Regions from separate parts of the Homo sapiens genome. Here region 1 is linked to region 2. Evidence: chromatin contacts called from ENCODE Hi-C data. All regions are on one chromosome and are shown on one strand. The core of a region is the stretch at or near the end of the contact, and the rest is flanking DNA. Distances in the headings are between cores, read along the strand shown.

Evidence for each region. Hi-C counts contacts between places; a loop is a spot of excess contacts on that map. Pooled maps may share reads with other maps.
Region 1: a loop to region 2 is called in a map of naive thymus-derived CD4-positive, alpha-beta T cell, with 13 times the contacts of the local background. The contact joins the promoter of RASSF3-DT here to the promoter of MDM2 in region 2. A Hi-C loop is called at or near these places in 1 of 168 maps with a recorded cell type or tissue (naive thymus-derived CD4-positive, alpha-beta T cell), 3 of 37 single-sample maps with no recorded cell type and 8 of 50 pooled maps.

Annotation. Positions count from the first base shown.
Region 1 is chr12:64,602,997-64,610,715 of GRCh38, reverse strand. It overlaps RASSF3-DT (RASSF3 divergent transcript), which reads left to right and starts at 1,250. Exons shown (of 2, transcript NR_187549.1): 1 at 1,250-1,371. It overlaps RASSF3 (Ras association domain family member 3), which reads right to left and starts at 221. Exons shown (of 5, transcript NM_178169.4): 1 at 1-221. The coding sequence starts at 83. RefSeq lists silencers at 1-491, 652-721 and enhancers at 1,352-1,411, 1,632-1,681.
Region 2 is chr12:68,805,852-68,812,742 of GRCh38, reverse strand. It overlaps MDM2 (MDM2 proto-oncogene), which reads right to left and starts at 4,566. Exons shown (of 11, transcript NM_002392.6): 1 at 4,252-4,566; 2 at 3,451-3,535. The coding sequence starts at 4,265. RefSeq lists enhancers at 3,589-3,978, 3,078-4,277 and a silencer at 4,479-4,868.

The DNA.
Region 1 (7,719 bases), core at 1-2,500, 4.2 Mb after region 2:
GGCGCTCTCCTGAAGAAGGAGGTCCTGGCGGTGAAGAAGAAGTCCTCGGCGTCCTCCTCCAGGCTGCTGTAGCCGCTGCTCATGCTGCCGGTCCCGTCGCGCGCGGGCGGCCTCCCCGGGGCGCAGGCGGCCAGGGAGGGGGTGCGGCGCCCGCCAGCCCCGCGAGGTTCCCGGCGCGCAGCCCCGGGCAGTCCTTATGCAGCTGCGGCCGCCGCTCAATCAGGCTCTCCCGGCCCCTCCTGCCGCCTCCCCGCCAGGCTCCAGGCGCGGCTCGGCCCCGGTGCGCCCGCGACCCCGCCTCCCTGGGCCCCGCCCCGGACGGGCGACCGGCCGAGCCCCACCCCGCGCGGCCGCGACCCTCCCCGCCCGCCCGCAGGTGGGGGGAGCCCGGCCCGCCCCTTCCAGGCGCGCGGGTTTCTCCCGACAGCGTCGCGGAACCCGGAAAGCCGGGCGCTAGGGCTGCGTCTGCTGGGGCTGTGCTCGGGTCGCTTCCTCAACCTCCCGGAAACTGCAAATTCCTCTGCGAGCCGTCCGCCCGCCCCCAGCCTCGCTGGCTCGAGTTTCGGAGAGGGCGGGAGCAGAGCGGGGAACTTTCTCTGCGTCCACTCCCTGCTCGCCCCCGCACCAGGGTCCTGTAGGGGTGGGTGGGGGTTGCCCGGCCGAGGGACCCCCCAGGTCCCACGGCTTCCTGCAGCCGCAACGCCCAGTCCTGAACCCCAGCAGCTCGCCCCTCCAGGAGGATTTCAAGTTGGCAGAGATGGGTGGGGAGGTCAAAAACTGGGTTGAGTTTATTCGAATGAAAACATCCTTTCTGGTCATTCATTTGAGCTTCGGTCTTACCCTTTTCCCCTTCTTTCTAGCGAGGGCTCACTTCCAAATAAGATCGTTATCTTAGGCGCACTCAGTGCAACTGAAAGGTGAACTAGTTCTATAGTTACAGAACAATCGAGTGCTTATCAATTAAATGTGCTTTGTAAATGTCCCCGCCACAATCAGCCTTCCACGGTCACCCACAAGGCATGGTTTAAGTGGTGGGGATAAGGAGATCAGGGAATTCCATCCATCCACGTACAAAAAAAGTTTCCATGTTTTCTAAAACTCTTCAGTCAGCTAATCCTCTTAAAGCCACCAGTGGGTAACAGTCTTTTACACCTTGGTGTTACTGCACTGATTTAAATAATACTAATTTCAAGATCTTGACTGAAAGGTTTTTTTGAAGCTGCAAGCCCTGCTATAGTTAGCGAGCTTCAGAAGAGGTTTCATTAGGAGGGGAAGAGAGACGTTAGAAAAGAGAAAATGTCCATCCATCATAGCCAAACTAGCCAAACTCTCTTACATTATCTCCTTCAATCCTCCGAGCAACTCTGCAAGGTACGTAGTGCTATTTTATGCCGGTTTTACACCTAGAGCAGCAGCTGAGGCTTAAAGAAAGGAAAGTGGCTGTAGGAGGCAGTACTCGGACCGTTCTGCTTTGCGTTCTGTTGATCTGAACGTGGTCACATACCCTACTGGGTTCTCTGCTTGGTATCGGTCAGCCGTGCTCTTTTGTGGACTACAGGAGGAAGAGTTGGACCCGAAATGACGGGAAGGAGAGAAGAATTGACTCATGAGTCATCCTACTGTCCCTAGGCTGAAAGAAGGCTTGCAAACCTGCTCCACCTTCGGGCTTACACATCCATCTTGTAAACTAGTATATATTACCCCACGTGATTCACAACAACTCCAGAAGGAGGGCCTTTGAGTTACAGCCCATTTTAAAGGTCCTACAACATTAAAGTCTTCTTCTCGGCCACACAGCTACTGAATGATAGGAAGCCAGGAATTCTAACTCCATATAGTTTCACCCAGCTTAAGCTGATCCGTGTGTGTGCCATGCACATAATCTAATGTAGGAGAATAGGGCTTTATGACAAATTTTTCTTATTTGGTTTCTCTTATTTCATTATTCAGATATAATATTAGCGCAGCTCTTATTAAATATTCCAAGGTAAGAATAATGTGTAGGTTAAGGGCTTAAATTACTCATTTTATTGTGGGTAGAAAGGGGAAAATAATTTTACCTAGAACAAGTTGAAGTTTATGAATACTTTGAGGAAAAATGCATTAAAATGCTTTATTGGCCGGGCGCGATGGCTCACGCCTGAGGAGGCAGAGGCGGGTGGATCACTTGAGGTCAGGAGTTGGAAACCAGCCTGGCCAACGTGGTGAAACCCCGCCTCTACTAAAACTACAAAAATTAGTTGGGCGTGGTAGCGTGCGCCAGCTACTCGGGAGGCTGAGGCAGGAGAATCGCTTGAACCCGGAGTGGCCTAGGTTGCAGTGACCCGAGGTGGCGCCATTGCACTCCAGTCTGGGCGACAAGAGCAAAACTTCGTCTCAATAAATAAATAAATAAACTTTATGATGCACCACACCATAAAAATGATTTTTTTCATTGTATTATTTTTAAGCTCCAAAGGACTGGATTAATTTGTATATCTGTCAGCATACCATCAGAATCAGTTATAATAAAAAGGCATGATTGAGTGGGGCACAGGGGGAAGCTGAGGTGGAGGATCACTTGAACTCAGGAGTTCCTATCCAGCCTGACCAACATAGTGAGACCTTTTCTCTAAAAAAAAATGATTTTTTTATAAAGGCATGATTAGGCCAGGCATGGTGGTTTACGCCTGTAATCCCAGCACTTTGGAAGGCCGAGGTGGGAGGATTGCTTGAAGCCAGGAGTTCAAGACCAGCCTGGGCAACAAAATGAGACCCTGTCTCTACAAAAACAAAAACAAAAAACAAAAAAAAATTAGCCAATGTGGTGTCACATGCTAGTGGTCCCAGCTACTCAGGAGGCTAGGTGGAAGGATCACTTGAGCCCAGAAGTTTGAGGCTGTAATGAACTATGATCTTACCACTGCACTCTAGCCTGGGTAACAGAGTAAGAGTCTGTCTCTTAAAAAAATAAATAAATAAAATAATTTTAAAAGCCATGATCAAATAATGAAATGGAAGCACTGCTTTTAAGCAACAAAAAAAACATAAATAAAGGAAAGGGCCGAGTGAGGTGGCTCACGCCTGTAATGCCAGCATTTTGGGAGGCTGAGGCCGGCAGATCACTTGAGGTCAGGAGTTCAAGACCAGCCTGACCAACATGGTGAAACCCCCATCTCTACTGAAAATATATAAAAAAATTAGCTGGGCATGATGGCACATGCCTGTTGTCCCAGCTATTCGGGAGGCTGAGGCAGGAGAGTCACCTGAGCCCTGGAGGCAGAGGTTGCAGTGAGCCAAGATCACGCCACTGCACTCTATCCTGGGCGACACAGGGAGACTCTGCCTCAGAAAATAAATAAATAAATAAATAAATAAAGGAAGGAAGAATTGTGATTTTGTTTCCTAAAAGCAGCATAATGATATTTGCATATTTTTCTGGTAGCTTTTTTTTTTTTTGAGACAGGGCCTCACTTTGTTGCTGGAGTGCAGTGGTGCCATGTTGGCTCACTGCAGCCTCGACTTCCCAAGCTCAAGCAATCCTCCCACCTCAGCCTCCCGAGTAGCTGGGACTACAGGCATATGCCACCAGGCCTGGCTAATTTTTATATTTTTTTTGTAGAGACAAGATCTCACTATGTTGCCCAGGCTGGTCTTGATGAACTCTTAGGCTCAAGTGATCCTCCCACCTCGGCCTCCAAAAAGGCTGGGATTACAGGTGTGAGCCACCATGCCTAGCCTGGTAGCATTTTTAATTAAAATATTGTGAATTTAAAATTTAGCTCATGAAAATTGTATCTGTAAAAATTCAAAATGTCATGTTAAGCAACTAGACACTTTTAACATTTCAAATTCAGGGAAGGGGGTGGAATAAATAAAATTAAATGTATGCAACCAAGTTCAAGTTTTGTTTTGTTTTTTTGAGACGCAGTCTCACTCTGTCACCCAGGCTGGAGTGCAGTGCTATGATCTCAGCTCACTGCAACCTCTGCCTCCCGGGTTCAAGCGATCCTCCCGCCTCAGCCTCCCGAGTAGCTAGGATTACAGGCACGCACCGCCTCACCCGGCCAATTTTTGTATTTTTAGTAGAGACAGGGTTTCACCATGTTGGCCAGGCTGGTCTCAAACTCCTGACCTCAGGTGATCTGCCTGCCTTGGCTATCACTGACTCTTATGTGACCTTTAACAATTTAATTAACTTCTCTATGCCTCAGGTTCATCAGCAGCAAAATGGGGATGACAATGTCTTCATTTTATTTTCTTTGGTTTACTGTAAGGATTAAGTGAAAGAATCCAGGCAAAGTCCTTGGCATAGAATAGGATCAAGCAAATATTCATCTTTCTTGCCCCAAATATTAGACCTTATTGCATACTTAACATTCATCACTCACTTCTTTCTTGTTAACTAAACAAGGACTTTAATTCAAGAATCCCCTCGGGAAAAGAAGTCCAATCTCAGCTCACAGGGGTAAGGCCTGACGTGCAGAGTCAGTCGTAGTGGTCCCATTCCCCTTGCCAGGGATTGCTTTAGGCATGGACAGGTCTCACAGACCTGACCACTGAGACCAGAAGGAAACCTGGCTTGGTGCCTTTTAGGAAGATGTTCCTCACTTTTAAAAGAAACCTACAAAAAAAGACTATGTCTTCTTCCTCTGGATCTTGCATGCTTGCATATGGTACCTAGGAATTCTGTAGCCATATTGTGGACAAAATAGACACCATGGCAAAGCAGAACAATACAAAGACTTCATAGCTCTTTGATTAACCAGGTTTGACACCACCCTAATTAGGACTTCTTGTTATGTGACATAAGATATTATCTCGCTGCTTTTTTTTTTTTTTTTTTTTTGAGACGGAGTTTCGCTCTTTTTACCAGGCTGGAGTGCAATGGTGCAATCTCGGCTCACCGCAACCTCCACCTCCCGGGTTCAAGCGATTCTCCTGCCTCAGCCTCCCGAGTAGCTAGGATTACAGGCATGCGCCACTACCCTGGCTAATTTTGTATTTTTAGTAGAGATGGGGTTTCTCCATCTTGGTCAGGCTGGTCTTGAACTCCCAACCTCAGTTGATCCACCTGCCTCAGCCTCCCAAAGTGCTGGAATTACAGGCGTGAGCCACCACGCCCGGCCTAGATACTGCCTTGTTTAAGCCAGTTGAGTTGACCTGTTATCATCCTATATTCCCATCATTTTGTTCCTGCTGGAATAGTCATATCTCTCATAATATTTCTGCCACGTTCTGTTCTCCTCCATTGACATTGGTAGAATCAGTAGAGACAGATAGAAAAAGAAGTAAGAGTTTTTAAATGATTGCTAAGTTGTTCCCCTGAAGATAATTTAGAAAGTTCATTTTCTTACCTTAAAAAAAAAAGCAACCCATAGCAGAGGTATTTAAATTGGCTTTAAAAAGGAAAAAAAATATGTTCTAAAATTTCTCTCAAAAATTCTGACAGGCTGGGTGTGGTGGCTCACACCTGTAATCCCAGCACTTTGGGAGGCTGAGGCAGGCAGATCACCTGAGGTCAGGAGTTCAAGACCAGCCCGGCCAACATGGTGATACCCCATCTCTACTAAAAAAAATACAAAAATTAGCTGAATGTGGTGGGTGCCTGCAATCCCAGCTACTCAGGAGGCTGAGGCAGAAGAATCACTTGAACCAGGGAGGTGGAGGTTGCAGTGAGCCGAGATGGCACCACTGTACTACAGCCTGGGCAACAGAGCAAGGCTCTGCCTAAAAAAAAAATAAAAATAAAATAAAATAAATTAAAAAAAAAATATATGACAAACTCAAAGATGATAGGAGTTGGTTACATGGCCGGGCACGGTGGCTCACGCCTGTAATCCCGGCACTTTGGGAGGCCGAGGCGGGCGGATCACAAGGTCAGGAGATCGAGACCACGGTGAAACCCCGTCTGTACTAAAAATACAAAAAATTAGCTGGGCACGGTGGCGGGCGCCTGTAGTCCCAGCTACTCGGGAGGCTGAGGCAGGAGAATGACGTGAACCCGGGAGGCGGAGCTTGCAGTGAGCCGAGATCGCGCCACTGCACTCCAGCCTGGGCGACACAGCAAGACTCCATCTCAAAAGAAAAAAAAAAAAAGAGTTGGTTACATCAGCCTGGTAGCTGGAGGACAGGCTCTTAATAGTTGAACCGATACAATCAGCGGCTGTTCTCTTTGGTCAGTGCCTATTGGCTGCAACTATCACCCTGGTTGCTTCCATTTTGTTCATGGCAATGACAGGAATAAATGGTATAATAACTGAAAGGCAATGTGTTTGGTTGTTAAGTATGTGGGGTGAGAAATCAGCCTGGGCTGGGCACAGTGGCTCACACCTGTAATCCTACCATTTGGAGAGGCTGAGGCAGGCAGATAGCTTGAACGCAGGAGTTGGAGACCAGCCTGGACAACATCACGAAACCCTGTCTCTACAAAAGATACAAAAATTAGCCGGGCATGGTGGTGTATGCCTGTAGTCCCAGCTACTCAAGAGGCTGAGGTGGGAGGATTGCTTGAGCCTGGGAGGTCAAGGCTACAGTGAGCCATGATCAGGCCACTGCACTCCAGCCTGGGCAACGGAGTCAAACCCTGTCTAAAAAAAAAAAAAAAGAAAACCTGTAATCCGAGCACTTTGGGAGGCTGAGGTGGGCAGATCATGAGGTCAGGAGATCGAGACCATCCTGGCCCACATGGTGAAACCCCATCTCTACTAAAAATACAAAAATGAGCTGGGCGTGGTGGCGTATGCCTATAGTCCCAGCTACTCAGGAGGCTGAGGCAGGAGAATCGCTTGAACCCAGGAGGCAGACATTGCAGTGAGCCAAGATCGTGCCACTGCACTCCAGCCTGGCGACAGAGCAAGACTCCATCTCAAAAAAGAAAAAGAAAAAAAAAAGGAAATCAGACTGCCTGTGTTCAAATGTGGGCTCAGATGGTGTGACCCACAGCATATTATCTAAACTGGTTAAACCTCAGTTCTACATCTGGAAAGGGAGGGTAATAAAATCTTACCTTATAGGATTCTTAAAGGGATTAAGTAAACTAAGACATGCAAAACATTGTGCCTGGCACATAATAAAAGCTCATGATGTTAGCTAATATGATTACGTATAAGGATAGTATTTCCATGTTTGGGCACATCCTCAATAATCAAGGAAAGGATGTGTTACCTGTGAGCCTGGAGGTAACCCCGGTTTATAGGACAAGGTGGGGGAGAAAAGCAAATGGCTTTTCCATCACTAGATTTGTCCATCCAACATATCTAGGACCTAATGAGCTGAAATATTTTGTGCAAAGGGCACTACCTGGTACGAGGACTGCAAGATAAACCCCATAGTTCGGTATCTGTGTCCAAGTGAATTTCATCATAGGCTTCTGCATTTCCTCATTACTGTGATAAGAACTGGCCAAGGGAAAGCATATACCTGATGAAAAAATCCTTGATCATCATAATCATGTTACCTTGTATCTCAGACCCTCAAAGCCCTTGACATTAATGCTTACTCTGACCAAGTCATAATTACCTTTCTCCTTTGAAAGATAAAGAAACAAACAACAACAACAACAAAAAAAAAAGTTAAAGAAACCAAACAGATAAATTGAAGAGCTACACTCCCAACTCTTTTTTTTTCTTTTTTTTTGAGACAGAGTTTTGCTCTGTCACCCAGACTGAAGTGCAGCAGTACGATCTCAGTCCACTGCAACCTCCGCCTCCCAGGTTCAAGCGATTCTCCTGCCTCAGC
Region 2 (6,891 bases), core at 3,317-5,816:
GAGAGGTGGCTCTTGCCTATAACCCCAGCACTTTGGGAGACAGTGCTAGAGGTTTGCTTGAGGCTAGGTGTTCAAGACCAGCCTGGGCCACACTGAGAGACTCCACCTCTACAAAAAAAATTTAAAAACTAAAACAAAAACAGGTAACAGGCCAAAGTTGGCTGACAGGCTAACATTTGCCTGCCCCTTATCTAGAGGTTTTACAAATGGTCTTGAGAAAAATAATTGTCATGGGGGAGGGGAATGTAATATACTATGCACTTTCTCCCTTCCTTTTGGTTTATCAAAATCTGCAAAACTCAAGTATCTTTACAGCTTGCCACTACCACACAAACTGGTACCTCTGCACCTCTCTTTAATATGCCCCGGTCCTCTGTCTAACTTTAAAATCTGACAGCACCCCCATTGGGGATGCCTTAAAAACAGATTTTTAAAAATTGCCTATTTCCAGCTAATCAATAAAACAAATATTATTTAACAATTGAAAAATTTAAAATACATATAGAATTGAATTATTAATTTTTCTGATCACTTTTTTTTTTTTTAACTGTGCTTACATATGCACTTTACTTTCAGGCTAAAGAATGGACTCTCTCAAAAAAGATTTAAAAATAACCTTTTTTCTCCTGAATTTTTATTATATGCTATATTAGCTTCAAATTAGATAAAATAATTCAAAGTAAAAATCTGTAATGGAAGCCAGGTGCAGTGGCTCAGGTCTGTAATCCCAGCACTTTGGGAGGCCGAGGCAGGCAGATCACCTGAGGTCAGGAGTGTGAGACCAGCCTGGCCAACACAGTGAAACTCCGTCTCTATTAAATATACAAAAATTACCCAGGTGTGGGCCAGGCGCAGTGGCTCATGCCTTTAATCCCAGCACTTTGGGAGGCCAAGACAGGCAGATCAGGAGGTCAGAAGTTCAAGACCAGCCTGGACAACATGGTGAAACCCTATCTCTACTAAAAGTACAAAAATTATCCGGGTGTGGAGGTGGGTGCCTGTAATCCCAGCTACTCGGGAGGCTGCGGCAGAATTGCTTGAACCCAGGAAGCAGAGGTTGCAGTGAGCCGAGATCATGCCACTGCACTCCAGCCTGGGCAACAGACCAAGACTCAGTCTCAAAAAAAAAAAAAAAAAAAAATCTGTAATGGAAAGCCATCAGTATATTAGTGACTTAAAAGACATGTATTAATGAGAAAACAGCTATAAAAGATAATAGCATTTGTAATCTTACATTGAAGAACAAGAAGGTAAATTACAGGTGAAGATCTAAATATTTAAAAAATTTAAATCTAGAAGAAAATATAGGAATATATTTGCAAGATCTTGGGACAGGAGAGTTCTTCCAAAGCATGATATGAAATTCAAAAGCCAACAAATTTTACTTCACAGAATTGTTCTCAATGGGGAAAAGACAACATAAAATTAAATGCTACATTAGTAAACAACAAAAGTTAAATATACTTGAAACACATAGAGCTACTCCAATTACTAAGAAAAATTTTAAAAAACTAAAAGGAAAATGGACAGATAAGACTAGGCAAGTCCCAGAAGAAATAAATGACTTAACAAAATGGAGGCCTGGTGCAGTGATTCACGCCTGTAATCCCAGCACTTTGGGAGGCCGAGGCAGGCAGATCACCTGAAGTTGGGAGTTCAAGACCAGCCTGACCAACATGGAAAAACCCCATCTCTACTAAAAATACAAAATTAGCTGAGCGTGGTGGCGCATGCCTGTAATCCCAGCTACTCCAGAGGCTGAGGCAAGAGAATCGCTTGAACCCGTGAGGCAGAGGTTGCAATGAGACAAGATCTCGCCATTGCACTCCAGCCTGGGCAACAGGAGTGAAACTCTGTCTCAAAAAAAACAAAAACAAAAACAAAAAGGAAAGGTGCCCAGCCTCACCAAGAAACTAGAGAAAAATGAATTTAAACAATGGTACAGTACCTTTTATCAAAAAAATAGTAATAATAATAAAAGAGGCCAGGCGCAGTGACTCACGCCTGTAATCCCAGCACTTTGGGAGGCCGAGGCGGGCGGATCACCAGGTCAGGGGATCAAGATCATCCTGGCTAACATGGTGAAACCCCGTCTCTACTAAAAATACAAAAAATTAGCCGGGCGTGGTGGTGGGCGCCTGTAGTCCCAGCTACTCGGGAGGCTGAGGCAGGGGAATGGCGTGAACCCGGGGAACGGAGATTGCAGTGAGCCGAGATTGTGCCACTGCACTCCAGCCTGGGAGACAGAGCAAGACTCCGCCTCAAAAAAAATAATAATAATAATAATTAAAGATTGGTGATATTCAGTATTGGCAGGAGTGAAACTGTTAGAGCCTTTTGGTGAGCAAGTTACCAGTAGCAATCAAATAGTAAAATTGAGAACTCAGGAGTTCTAATTCTCTAAAATCTTTTTCTTTTCTTTTTTTTTTTTTTAGACGGAGTTTCGCTCTTATCGCCCAGGCTGGAGTGAAATGGCGCAATCTTGGCTCACCGCAACCTCTGCCTCCTGGGTTCAAGCGATTCTCCTGCCCCAGCCTCCTCAGCAGGGGATTATAGGCGCGCGCCACCATGCCCGACTAATTTTTGTATTTTTAGTAGAGACAGGTTTTCACCATGTTGGCCAGGCTAGTCTTGAACTCCTCATCTCAGGTGATCGGTCCGCCTTGGCCTCCCAAAGTGATGGGATTACAGGGGTGAGCCACCGAGGCCAGCCTATAATTCTATAAAATCTTTCTTACAGAAATAGTCACACGGGATGCATGTACAAAGCGGCACTATCTGTAATACTCAAAAACAGGAGGCAATTTTTAAAAACCTATCAGTAAAGGCATAAATAATTTTTAAAATGGTATACTCATGCTGTGGAATACTATGCAGCCATTAAAAAGAATTCTGTAGACTTTATTTATTGACAAGGATGCAAGTCACAGAACAACTACAGTTTCATCTTGTTAGTACAACAAACAGGACAATAACATAGATTTAAATTCAAATGTAAATATATGTGGGTACGCACACAAAAAATCTAAAAGGAAACATGGAGCAAAAAGCCTGGAATTTTCAGGTTTTACTTTAAAATTTCTCTAATGACAAAAATCTTTAAAACAAGCACGAATAACTTTTTTGACTTTTAGAAACCATTTTTAAAAATTAAATACTGGGAGGTCAAAAAGGAAAAAAAAATCAGTCACGTAACAAACGTAACTTCAACCACGCTTAACAATGTAATGGAACTAATTTTTAAAGCAAATGTGGCAAATGGCTAAAAAAATACTGACCAGTTCTTAACAGTTTTTAACTCCACGCAGTTACGCCAGAGGTAGCACACTTTAAGCTATGCACATACAATTTTATTTACAGAGCCATGCTACAATTGAGGTATACGAAATTTAGTTTATCACTTCATAAAATAAATTATTCTTAAAAGTTACACGAGACAAAAATACTAACCAGGGTCTCTTGTTCCGAAGCTGGAATCTGTGAGGTGGTTACAGCACCATCAGTAGGTACAGACATGTTGGTATTGCACATTTGCCTACAAGGAAAAAAAAGACACGATGAAAACTGGAAATCATGAAACATCTGTGGAAAATACATCATATATAAAGAACATAAACAACAGTTAAAACTAAAGCTACAAGCAAGTCGGTGCTTACCTGGATCAGCAGAGAAAAAGTGGCGTGCGTCCGTGCCCACAGGTCTACCCTCCAATCGCCACTGAACACAGCTGGGAAAATGCATGGTTTAAATAGCCCCAGCTGGAGACAAGTCAGGACTTAACTCCTTTTACTGCAGTTTCGGAACGTGTCTGAACTTGACCAGCTCAAGAGGAAAAGCTGAGTCAACCTGCCCACTGAACCGGCCCAATCCCGCCCAGACTACGCGCAGCGTTCACACTAGTGACCCGACAGGCACCTGCGATCATCCGGACCTCCCGCGCCGAAGCGGCCCCGCAGCCCCCGGCCCCCGTGACCTTTACCCTGAACTCCCGCGGAGACCTCCGAACCACCCCCACCCCCACCGCCGCGAGAGCCGTCCGAAATCCCGCCCTCCTCCCTGGCGGCGACTGCCTAGCCCCAGTCCAACAAAACCTCCGCAAAGCCACGTGCCCCATGCCCCGCGCCCCGCGCCCCGAGCCCCCAGCCACGAACCGCACAAAGGCTGCGAACGGGCAGAGGCTGGGAACCAGCGATAGAGGGGACACCGTCAGAGCCCAGACCCAAAAGTGACCGCTCGCTGCCGGGCCAGTACCTGCTCCTCACCATCCGGGGTTTTCGCGCTTGGAGTCGGGGGTCCCTCAAGACTCCCCAGTTTCCTTCACGGGGCGCGCGGAAGCACGACGCCCTGGGCCTCGGGGATCATTCCACTCTCCGGGCCAGGGCACTGGGCGCTCGTACGCACTAATCCGGGGAGGGACGGTGCTCCTGGCTGCGAAAGCAGCAGGATCTCGGTCAGAGGGGTCGCGGCCGCCCCTCGGGCTCGGCTTCTTGCTCCATCTTTCCGACACACAGGGCCACACAGGCCCCAGAAGCAGCCAAGCTCGCCGCGGTGCCTCGGTGCGCGCCCCCTACCGCCCGAGGGGAGCGCGCGGGTCGTCGCGGCGCATCCGGGCATTTGTGCGCGCGCACACAACCGGCCCCGCTTCCGCCAATTGGGTCCGGGGCTCGGCCGCACCACCTCCGGGATGATGGAGTGGGGGGTGTCGCCCCGCGGGCGCGGCGGGCTGTGAGGCGGGGTGGGGGTGTTGGCCGCGAGCTGAGAGGGTGGGGCTCGGCCTGGCGCGGAGCCAGCAAGGTTTGGCGCTGTGACACTCCTTTAGCCGTTGCGCTATGTTTGTATTTCTTGTGTTTACACTTCCCGCCCGCGGTGGAAACTGCGACAAATGCGGATCTCCGTGTCGCTGTTACCAAAAAGAAACCAAAATTAACAGCTGTTTAATATATTAAGCCCACTCCACCAGCCGCTGGAGTTGTACCCAAATGAGTTATTTTAAGGCCTGTTTTTAAAAAAGATTAAAAATAGCACTTAAGGCAGGCTTATACACCGGTGCATACAGCTGTTCTGGTTGGAGAACGAAGATGCTGGTTACCGTTGGCGGGGAGGGGAGCGGTTACTCTGCGCTTTTAGAATGTTTGGGTTTGGCTGGGCGCGGTGGCTCACGCTTGTAATCCCATCACTTTGGGTAGGCCGAGGCGGGTGGATCACTTGAGGTCAGGAGTTCAAGACCAACCTGGCCAACATGGGAAACGCCGTCTCTACTAAAAACTACAAAAATTAGTCGGGCGTGGTGGCGGTCACCTGTAATCCCAGCTACTCTACTCCGGAGGCTGAGGCAGGACAATCCTGTGAACCCGGGAGGCAGAGGCTGCAGTGAGCCAAGATCATGCCATTGCACTCCAGCCTGGGCGACAGGGCAAGACTCTCAAAAAAACAAAAACAAAGTTTGGGTTTGTTAATCTACACATTCATTATCATTAAAATATATACTTATATATTATGCACTCATTCTGACTCACCTACTTTCCCACAGAGATGTGGCAAAAACGTTTTTGATGCGGTCTCATAAATTGAGGACATAAAGAATTGAGTTAGCTAAACCCAAAAACACAGCCATTGCAAAGAAGGAACACGTTTCTTCTCTGGCCAGTAAGTGATTAGCTCCTTGTGAACAAGGACCTTTTTTTATAAAGTTATATCCTTCCCTTCTGCAGCTTTTTTTTTTTTATAAAGTTATATCCTTCCCTTCTCCCGCTTCCCAGCCTACCAGAAAGGAAACTTCCTTAAACATAGTGGTCACTCAGTTGATTTAAGTTGATTGCCAATATTATTAACTTAAGAGATTTAATATGTGGCTTTTAAAAAGATAATCTCATCTTCATCAGATCATATACAGTGGGGTTTCTAATAGACTCAGTGCTTGACCCTGGATGAAAGAAAATCTCAAGCAGTGAGAAAATGTAAGCATGAAAAGATAAGTGATAGGCTGCGCACGGTGGCTCACGCTTGTAATCCCAGCACTTTGGGAGGCTGAGGTGGGTGGATCACGAGGTTAGGAGTTCGAGACCAGCCTGGCCAAGATGGTGAAACCTTGTCTCTACTAAAAATACAAAAATTAGCCGGGCCCCGTGGCGGGCGCCTGTAATCCTAGCCACTTGGGAGGCTGAGGCAGAAGAATCGCTTGATCTCGGGAGGCAGAGGTTGCAGTGAGCGGAGATCGCGCCACTGCAGTCCAGCCTGGGTGACAGAGCAAGACTCCATCTCAGAAGAAAAAAAAAAAAAAAGAGATAAGTGATAGAGGTTGATATTTGTTAAATATCAAGTGAACGAATGGGTTTGTGCTATAAAAGTTCAGAGACAGAATTAATTGCTTAGTAAATGCTGGAGGCAGTTCACAAAGGCCTCAGAGATCACACATATTTTGTGTCTTGAAAGATGGTGAGACTTAAATAAAAGCAGAGAATATTCCAGGCACAAGAAAATTATCAAAAAATACAGAAAGGAAAATATAAGAGGACTGTTTGAGATACAATAAATAAATCCGTTTGACTTGCATGAAAGTCAAGAAGAAGTTTTAAGAACTTGGAGTCTCCTTAAATGCCAAGCAAGGAAATTTGGGCTTTCGACAGAGTAGACATTAGAAGCATAAAAACAAGTGATTTGCTTCAAACTGTATTTTAACAGGACCACCAAGAGTAGATTCAAACTCAGAATAGTCGGGCCGGCTGCCTTCTGGACCGACTTTCCCCCTTCTCATTGGCCTTGTGCTTTGAAAAAATTATCTTGACAAAATTATTAGAGCAGAAAAAAAAAGGCAGAACTGATAAGATTAGTCCTTTTCTAATGGAACCAGAAAAGAAGGGTCAGAAATGAAGGCAGAAGGGAGAAGCGGGG